Linked DNA regions of Homo sapiens: region 1 is linked to region 2. Evidence: read pairs that join two places in POLR2A ChIA-PET (ENCODE). Cell type or tissue: HepG2. All regions are shown on one strand. Region 1 overlaps PRLR (prolactin receptor). Region 2 overlaps PRLR (prolactin receptor).

Region 1 (5,000 bases), 61 kb after region 2:
TCCCATGCATGACTCAGTCAACTTCTAGGGCAGTGATTCTCTCCTGGGCAATTTTGCCTCCCAGGGGAATTTGGCAATGTCTGGAGACACTTTTTATTGTCATGACTGGGGAGTTGCTACTGGCATCTGGTGAGTAGACTCCATGGATGCTGCTAGGCACCCTACAGTACACAGGACAGCCCCTATGACAAAATATTATCCAGTCCAAAATGTCCACAGTGCTGAGGCTGAGGAAGCCTCTTCTAGAGATTGTCCTCCCAAGCTGCTCGTCTCTTTTTCCTTCACCAACTAAGGCTTTACCTTGTACCTAAGAAATTCAATTGGCTTTTTTGAACCTTATATGGGTTCATACATGGGCCTCAGAGAGTCCACAAACTTGCACAATTCTGTTATTGTGTATGTATTTATTCTGCCTGTTGGGGAAGGGAGCTTTCATCAAATTCTCAAAGGTTGTATTCTATGTTCATTCTGCGTATGATTTCCCTACCTCACATTTTCTGCTCATTCATCACTTCTCTTTGCCACACTGCCGTTTTTCTACTTCATAACTTCTCAGCTGCTTCTCACATTGCTGCTTTCTTATCGTGGCCATATTTCCCAGTTCGAATTCCGAAGGTAAGGAATCTGATTATCCTGCTCTCCCCTATTCGGACAAAGCTTTTCCCACCAGACAACCTCATAGGCCCCTGGCCTTCCCACACCACAGCTGCCCTGGGTTCTGGTCAGGTCCCCCATGGGATGAGGAAGGCCAGTAGGGAGTCAATGTCACCCAGAACAAAACATGGCTGCCCAAGGCAGGCTCCCTCAGGACGGGCACTGGCTGAGGCAGGCATCGTGATTGCCGCGTCTAACAAAGATGGTCAGAAAACCCTAGGGTTAGGTTCTGGCTAGAGAAGCCACAAAGCACCTGGAAAGACAGGAAGATACTGGAGTCAATCTGAAACTCCAGGGTGTGGCAAACACATGTAGACCCTCAGAAGCCTAAGAGGAGGTTTTGCAGAACCACGAGGAAAAAATAACTCAGGGACCAGAAATAAGGGTCAGGACTCAAAGCAGTGGACATAATCAGGACAGAACAGGCCGAAGTGCAGACACAAAACAGATCAATAAAACCCAACAGCTCAGCAAAGGTGAGGCAGCTGTGTCTCCCTCTGGCTGCCTTTTCTCCCCTCCTCTCTCACCAGAAGCCAACGCGTACACGCTGAGTGGAGAGGCCGCGAGGACAAGACAGTGGGACATGCGTGTGCTGGGGAAGTCGAGAAGCAGGACAGGAGGCAGGTCTGAGAGATCTGGTTTGTGTCTTGTGCCCTGGTTCTCTCTGCATTCCTTCTCTGTCTCTTTTTCCCTTCCTCATGCCTTTTCCTTAGCTGATTTCCCTAGGACAGAATTATTTTCTTTTTCGGACTGAATGATAAAGAAGTATTTGTTTCCTAAGTCTTCATTTCAAAAGCAACAGGATAGAACTCTCTAAGAAAAAAAAAAAACACAAATCTCTAAATGACATTAAATTACATTTTTATTTATGTAGCCTTGAATGGATTGTTCTACTTTCAGTCAGTAGATTTAAAAGGGGAAAAAAAACATGTTCCTCAGTCCAATGTTATAGATGGCTTAGATGACTGGGCTGCGTTACACCAGCACCAGGAAATATCTAGAGCAGTGGTTCTCAAACTTTGCTCCACATTAGAATTTTAACCCTCAGGCGGCACCCCACGCCATTAAATCAGAACATCTAGGGATGGGAGCCAAACAGCCGTAGTTTTTAAAGTTTCTCAGATGATTCCAATGTGCATCACTGGAGACTCACTGTCTAGGAGGTGATTTTAATAAAGCCCTGATCCTTGCTTGCTTTCTTGCCACTTTACTTTTCCACCAGTAGAATGTAACAAAAGACACCTTTTATTTTTCAGTTAATTAAATTAAATCCCAGTTCATTGAGGTTGTGCTCTAATTTCATGCCAGAAGGCAACCAGCCGGGTAGTTGCTTACTTCAGTCAAAACAACAGACCAGCATTTTGGCATCGTGTAGTCAAGCAATGTTTTTATCCACTGATGAGTGGTTGTTAGTTTAATCTTCAACTTTGTAACTTGGTGTTTAAATTTATCCAAACACAACTTTGGACCCTGGAGATATCCGGACTTATTTACTGCCCACCAACCCCCTCCCCCACTCCCCGCCCTTATTCACCAGAGTGACCAGAAAGCAATATGATCTTCACAGCGCCAGATCTTGCTGTGATAATCCAAGGAAAGAGGAGCCATCAAGCCACTCAAGCAACATCTCAGCTGCTCAGTAAATCTTTCAAGAGCTCACCCAAGTCCCAATCTCAGCTTCCTGATTTCTTTTCCTCTTTATATGTGAAGGGTTTTGTTGTTTGTTGTTTATTTTTTTTATTTTCATAGGTTTTTGGGGAACAGATGGTGTTTGGTTACCTAAGTTCTTTAGTGGTGATTTGTGAGATTTTGGTGCACCCATCACCCGAGCAGTATACATTAAACCCAATTTGTAGTCTTTTATCCCTCACCCCCTTCCCAACCTTTCCCCAAGTCCCCAGAGTCCATTGTATCATTCTTATGCCTTTGCATCCTCATCGTTTAGCTCCCACTTATGAGTGAGAGCATACAATGTTTGGTTTTCCATTTGTTGTTCATTTTTTAATAAACATGGTTGAAAAGACTAGGCTATAGTAGGTCAGTAGGGCCTGTTTCTGAGTGTGGTCTGTTTTGCCAGCACATTCTCATGACCACTTGGCAAAAATGAGACTGTGACATTTTTTTGCTCCCAACAGATGTATTTTTGGTAGCCCACAGGTTCTTCATTTGTTTGTTTACAGTCTTTAAGGAGAGAAAACATGCTGTGAGGAAGGGATCAGATTGAAAACTGCTTAATCTGATGGGAAAAGCCTGAAACACAACTTATTGATGGTCTTCAAAACTATGACAGGTTAGAAGGAAGAACATTCAAGCTAGTTGGTCTCTATTTCCATGGAGGAAGTGAGCTTAAAGTGCAGTTAATTGGGAGTATAGTGAGCCAGAGACAATAACTTTGGAATTAAATAACAAATTTGGCTGCTAAGAAAGTCTATGGCATCTCCATTCCTAAAGAATCAGTTTGCTGTGGAATGGGAGTCAGAAATGGGTGGGTTACAATTCTGCTTTGGTCTCTGACTCACCAGGTGTTACATGGCTTTTCAGGGCCTGTGTTAGTCAACATTCCCCAGAGAAGCAGAACCAATGGGATATATATAGGTATACATGAGAGGAGATTTATTATGGAAATTGGCTCACACGATTATGGAGGCAAGAAGTCCTATTATGTGCCGTCTGCAAGCTGGAGCCCCAGGAAAGCCAGTGGTGTAATTCAGTCTTATTCTGAAGGCCTGAGAACCAGGAGATCTGATAGTGTAGCTCCCACTCCACGGCCAAAGCCTGAGAACAAGAGAGAGGCCTGGTATAAGTCTGAGAGTCTAAAGCCCTAAGAACCAGGGGTCTGAAGTCCAAGGGCAGGAATAGAGGGATGTCCCAGCTCAAGGAAGGAAAATTTTCACCCCTTCCATGTTTTTGTTCTATTCAGGCCCACAGTAGATTAGATAAAGCCCACCCACATTGGTGAGGGTGGACATTCTTTACTCAGTCTATGGATTCAATACCAAGTGTACTGGGTGTTTCTCCCAGAAGCACCCTCAGAGACACATCAGAAATAATATTTTATCAGCTATCTGGGCATCCCTTAACCCAGTCAAGTTGACACAAAATTAGCCATCACAGGGTGTCAGCATCCTCATCTATCAAATGAGAAGTTGAGCTGGATAATCCCCAAAGTCCCTCATTGCATACGAATGTCCTATGATATTTAACAATAGGACATGTAGCCTTCTGCCTTGAGAAATTTAGGTACTAACAGAAATTGTTTCCCTGAGGTCCCTTCAACTTCAACAATTTAGAGTAATTCACCAATGTGTTTCCTATTTTGAATAGGACTAATGTGTTTCCTATTTTGAATTGCAAAAAATATAAACATATCCATATTTGATACCAAGAAATTAGTAATTCTGTTGGATGTGAAAAGAACACGGGTTACATAAGAATATGGTCATAATTGCTAGAGATATATACTGAAATAGGTAGGAGTAAAATAACATGATGTCTGGGATTTTTTTAAATAAAATAATATATATCCAGATTTCACAAGATTTCCTTTGGGCTGGAAAGGTTTCTGAATATAGTGCCTGTGTTCTAGAAAGAGGGGTCAGGAGCCTAGAGTATGCAGATGTTGATGGTATTGAGTGTTCTGTACACAGAACCAAGAGACTAGAGACTTTAGAGACCACAAAATGCTTTTCCTAAAGACCTAGAACATGAAGGTTTAATTTATTTCCCTTTTTCTCCTCCATGTGTTTTGGATAGGTTGGTAAGTGGAAATCAATTACCCCTGAATAAAATAGAAACCCTGAGAGAGATAAGTGACTTTTCTGGGGATACATGCTAATGACAACATCAAAGCCAGAGTGAGGATTGAAGGGTGAGGTACTATGACTACCTCCCTCTACTCCTCCTTCCCCTCCTGCTGGGGAAATGCCAAAGGTATAAGTATCCTTTTGGCACCATTTGTCCTCCAGGGTTTCTGTGTCTGTCCTGTATCTCCTTATTCATTCTTAAAACTCTTTCTAGTGGTCAGAGCTCTCCTTTAAAGAAAGAATAACAAGACATCATAGCAGTGAACTCAGAGCACTATCACTGGCTTTTCACAGGACATGAGCAACTTTCTCACTGGAGGGGTCAGGGATGCTTGTATGGTAGGTGCTCCTGACTGTGATAACTTCACTTGAGCCTACCCTGAGAATGACCCTGTGTGGCAGATGCACCCAAATATATGTTCAGAGTTCCAAGCTAAGGAATTGGAAGTGGCCATCCCAGAGATTCATTCCTTATCTATGAGGAACATCTGAACCCCAGCCCGTCCCAGGGAATGTGGGCCATACAGGGGATCAGCATCCTTT
Region 2 (5,000 bases):
ACTCCCAATGAGCCTGTGACCTCCCCGAAATCCTATAGCCAAACACACGGGTGGATCTGGCCTCACTTTCCCATTCTCCCACTTGTGACTTTTGATTCCACATCATAGCTAAGGTCCTCGGCAAATTGGATTAAACTTTGGATTTAAAAATAAAATAGAATTAAAATAAAATAAAAAAGTTGGGGACAGGAGAAAGTGGTTTCCAAGAACCTACACCTCTCTACCCTGAAATGACTGAATATTGTGTTCCCCTCAAAATTCATATGTTGAAATCCTAACCCCCAATATAATGGAGCCTTTGGGAGGCTTCATGAATGAGATTAGTGCGCTTACAAAAGGGTCCCAGAGAGCTCTCTCACCTTTTTCCACCATGTGAGGTTACAACAGGAAGTCAGCAGTGTGCAGTCCAGAAAAGAGCCCTAACCAGAACCTGACCATGCTGGCAACCTGATCTCAGACTTCCAGCCTCCAGAACTGTGAGAAATTAAGTTATGTGGTTTATAAGCCACTCCGTCTAAAGCACTTTATTATAGCAGCCTGAACTGATTAAGACACTCCTGAGAACGATTCCTTCGGGGAAGGTCTTGATTAGCCTTCACCTAGCCCAGTTTGCAAACACACTGGAGTGTCCTGCCCATGGCAATGTTCATGTAGCAGCCTGGGAGACAGAGGAGGGGGATTCCTGCAGGAGCAATCTTCCCAAGGAGGCAGTTCCTACTAGCTAACTTTCTTGTCCTGCTTGTGCTCATTGAAGGTCCAAACCTGTCCCCTGCCCTATGTTTGTTTTCCTCCTAATCCCCTGGCTGATGGAGTCAGGCTTTGGAGAATTCCTTTAAGAGTCTTAGTTGGCCTTATGGATCCCAAAACACACCCTTCTCTATTGATGCCAGATTCTGAGCAGGCTGACAGTGCATGCATGAGAACCTTTCATAAAATAGGACTATTTTTTATTCCCTTTGCTTTTTCTTTGTGTTATTTTCCCTCTTCACTCCCTGTCCTTTTACCTTACCATATACATTTGTCACCTCCTTGCCTGGAAAGCCTAGTGTCACCTCCCTGCCTTTTCACAGCCTATAGGATTGAGTCCAAACTTGCCAGCTTGGCCTTTCATGGAGTGCAGGTTTAGTACAGGACTGCTAAACACAGTTTCAGAATGAACCATTCTCCTGGCCTTTATCATTGCCAATATTTCTCTTTATTTTATTTTATTTTATTTTATTTTATTTTATTTTATTTTATTTTATTTTATTTTATTTTATTTTATTTTATTTAGGGAGAGCCGATATTTCATAAGAGTTGATGGACTGCTTTGCCTGGAAACTTGAGAATTCATATTTTTATTCAAAATCGTTTTCATTTTTTTGCTTAGAGCCTGTTAAAGACTGAGGCCCTCTCTCTGTCCCTTCTACTCCCAGCCAAACCCAATAGACACATGTGAGCAAGTTGTCACCTGACCCGAAGCTCCAGCCCCTGGAACCAACTGAAACAAAATGTATCCTTGCATTTTCCAGCAAGGAATTGCCTTGCCTACAAAAATACTCTGTACTTTAATATGCAGATCAATTATTAACAGTAGGCTGTACCTTTCACCAGGTTGTAAAAGGATGACTGCGTAGAGCCACAGCATTCTCCTTGTCAGTGTAGGAAATGCAGAGGAGGATTTACCTCCGGCACTTGCCTCTAAGACACCTAATAAAGATGAGGAAGGCTCCAGCCTGAAGCGTGGGTGAGGTGTCCAGCTGCCCAAAGGCGACAGGTGAGATACTCAGGTCCCCTTCCTCTTTTTGCTGTCAGTTCTGATTCTCTCCTTTCAATCTTTCTCATCTGTGATTGGGAATGGCAGGGGTGGGGTGTGTTTGGGGCATCAGTGGTGGTAAAAATGGTCTTATGGGCAGGGCCATGTTGAATAAGAGATGAGCATGGAGACAGCGTATTAACTTAAAAGGCCAACACCGAGGCTCATTTGAGACCGTAGGAATTCCAGGGAGACAGTGTTGTTCAGGCATGGGATCGAAGATCAGGAGGGCGGCTCAATAACACGCTGGCCCGGTCACATGACAGACCAGTCCTTGGAGTGAACTGGGAGACAAGGAGGCTGCTTTGGCATGGAGCTGAGAACATCTCTAGATCGCACTGGAAGGCAGAGAGAGGCCAGACAGGGAACTCTGAAGAGCTGCCACAGCCTGTGCCAGGGTGACATCAGGGTGAGTTGAGATGATTTTTTTAACAAACTTCATTTTTTGCAGCAGTCTTAGGCTTACAGAAAAATTGAACAGAAAGTACAGACAGTTCCCACATACCCGTTTTCCCCCACAGAGTTTCTTCTATTAATAACATCTTATGTTCGTGTGGTATGTTTATCATGATGAACCGATGTTGATATATCATTATTAACTAACAAGTCCAGAGTTTACATTAGGGTTTACTTTTTGGGTCGTATGGTTCTATGAGTTTTAACAAATGTATAATGACCTGTATCTATCATTACAGTATCATACAGAATAGTTTCACTTCCCTAAAAATCACCCTCCCTTCCTTCCTGCAAATCTCTGACAACTGCTGATCTTTTTACTGTCTCTATACTTGTGTCTTTTCTGAAATGTCATGTAGTCAGAATCATGCAGAATGTAGTCTTTTCTGACTGCTTCTTTCACTTAGCAATATGCTTTTAAGCTTCCTCCATGTTTTTCCAGGGCTTGGTAGCTTCTCTCCGTTTTAGCACTGAGTGATACTCCATTGTATGGATGTACTGTAGTCTGTTTATCCATTTGGGCAGACTTTCCAGCAAGATAGAAGGCAGAAGCAATGGAAAGGGTGGATGAAGGGAAAACTGCAAGGAACACAGGACAAGATAGAAGCAAGAGCAGGAAGGTTTTGGAGAAGTGGAAAAACAAGCTAGAGAGATAGGCACAGAGGCCTAACCTGGGGTAAGGCAGGGCCTTGTAACCAACGCTCAGTGAGAGAGGCAGCCCCTCACTGACCTGCACCAGGCCTTTCCTGATTTTATAGACAGAGTGTCATGAGGTCATGAGGGCAGGAACCATGTCAGCTTCATCCTGAGAGCCCAGCACTTTGTAGGCATCTAATAAATATTTATTACACCAATGAAACCTTCAAAGTCTCTTCTAAAAAAGCAAGTTCTCCCAGACACCAGAAGACAAATGGCCTAGCAGCCCCTGAGCCAGTCATCTCGGGCAGTTGTGAGCTGGTTGCTTATTTGAACCCTCCATGCCACGGGGCAGCATCAAGCTTGCCTGACACACACCTCCTGAGCCAGGAATTCACCACTTTGCCACCATCTCTGCCTGGCTTGGGAGATGCTCCGTGGACAGAACCAGAGCCGTGCTGCAGGGAAGCAGAAAAACCAAAGGAGATGCATGCCAATCTAACATGCCAGTTTAAAAAAAGGCATTCTTGCCTCAGAGTAAGAATCCAGCTCTCCATGCACTCGTCTTTCAACCCAATCACAAGGCATCAGAATTAGCCCATATGACCTCTATGGGACAAGAAGAGCAAGCAGGGTGATTTGGGTGCTAAGAAATAGCTGTGAGAGGATGATGCGGCAGCTGTGCCCTCCAGATGTTCGGAGAGAACATCTGTGCAACAATAGCAGTAGCTCCCATGCACTGATGTGAGAACCCAGCCTAAGGGGTACAGCAATCTGGGTGGTAGGGGGTAGCTCTCAGAGGGTCTGACAATTCACCTAAAGATTGCAGGACCAATAGGAACCTGCCAGTCAGAATTTCCTAGCTCAGTGGTGCCCTCCAAGCAAGAGAGCTTATCAGCCAGACCTGTGTCTTGGTGCAACATCACTGCTTAAAATCAAGTCCTCCCAAGGCATGGTGTCCATTTTACTTTCTCTGGATGAAATGAAGACAGAGAATGAACCCAGTAAGATGATAGAGTGCTTTGCTTTGGATCTGTTCATATCTTACCCGTGTTTGTGCTCACATGAGTTACACAGTCAGTACAAGGGTAGAGAGCTCTTGAGAATTTCTTACCTAAGGGAAAGAACTTGGGGGCTGCTTTGCTCAAAGGCTATTTTTCAGTGTGGGGCTTATCTAGAGACATATATTTTGCTCCTTGTCCCCACTGCTGTTGCATAACTACGGGAGTTGAGGGTCACTATACACAGACACAGATGGTAGAGATGGGGGCAGTGGTTGGGCAAGGAATAGCTGCCTTGCCACTTCGAAGTCTCCTAAATGGCATCTCTGAAGAAGAAGGATATGTCCACAGGGAGAAGGGCCCCATGGTGACTCTGTTGCTCCTAATGTGCCAGGCTCAGACTCTTCAAACCACAAGAAGTGGCCCAGCGAGTTCCATGTAACTGCAAATGCAAGCAGGAAAAAACCACACTCAGATCTCAGCACAGCATCAGTCTTGGGGACAGCTGGCCTTTCCTAATGCAGCAGCATCTGGCTGCTTCTGCTGTACCTGGATGTCTTCAGGGCAGTTCTTCCACACAGAGGACCCCAAATAAAAGCAGAATTCCTACCATTAAGCTTTCCGTATCCAAAACTTTCTATGTGAAAGATACAGCATCTGTGTCTCACAAGAATCTGTTTTCTTGGGGCATCTGCTATTTGGCAGCTAACCAAAACAGAATTCCCATCTTATTTTCTTGTTCATTTGTGCTACATGGAAGGGACTGGTCCTGAATATTCAGGGCAACATCCAGCATTTGGTAGTAGTGGAGAGAAAGAGAAGAGAAAGCTCTGGACTGTGTTCCTCTGTCTGGGAATGTGACTCTCACACCTCCCAAATCCTCCCATTCACACTTTTTCTCCCTGACTTTCCAGAACCCTTTTTAGGCTTAGCTCCTTTTATCTTACCCTACACGCTTTCTTTCTACCCACACTGGTGGGTACTTTTCAGCCATAGACATTGGAGCACATTTAAATATGCTGGAGTCCTTAGAGAATTAAGAGGTGGGGGAGAGAGGAGGGCACAGAGCTGAGGATGGCACTAGCTCATTCACAAGGAGCCCTGAATTTCCA

Evidence for each region. ChIA-PET counts read pairs that join two places held together with the same protein. Peaks named below come from ENCODE experiments on the same cell type or tissue, not always from the same donor. Only the 100,000 strongest peaks of a DNase experiment are listed, where the experiment ranks them.
Region 1: POLR2A ChIA-PET joins it to region 2 with 5 read pairs; 3 of 35 experiments call an interaction of 5 or more read pairs at or near these places.

What each region holds. Positions count from the first base shown.
Region 1 is chr5:35,131,575-35,136,574 of GRCh38, reverse strand. The region is part of intron 1 of PRLR (prolactin receptor); the gene reads left to right. Among named protein-coding and RNA genes, the nearest start is that of AGXT2, 86 kb to the right of the region's middle. In HepG2, a CTCF peak has its summit at 1,125; DNase peaks (open chromatin) are centred at 1,114 and 2,104; H3K4me3 peaks cover 919 bases.
Region 2 is chr5:35,192,307-35,197,306 of GRCh38, reverse strand. All of the region lies in intron 1 of PRLR (prolactin receptor), which reads left to right. Among named protein-coding and RNA genes, the nearest start is that of PRLR, 36 kb to the left of the region's middle. In HepG2, no CTCF peak of the experiment used is centred here; a DNase peak (open chromatin) is centred at 2,006; H3K4me3 peaks cover 1,331 bases.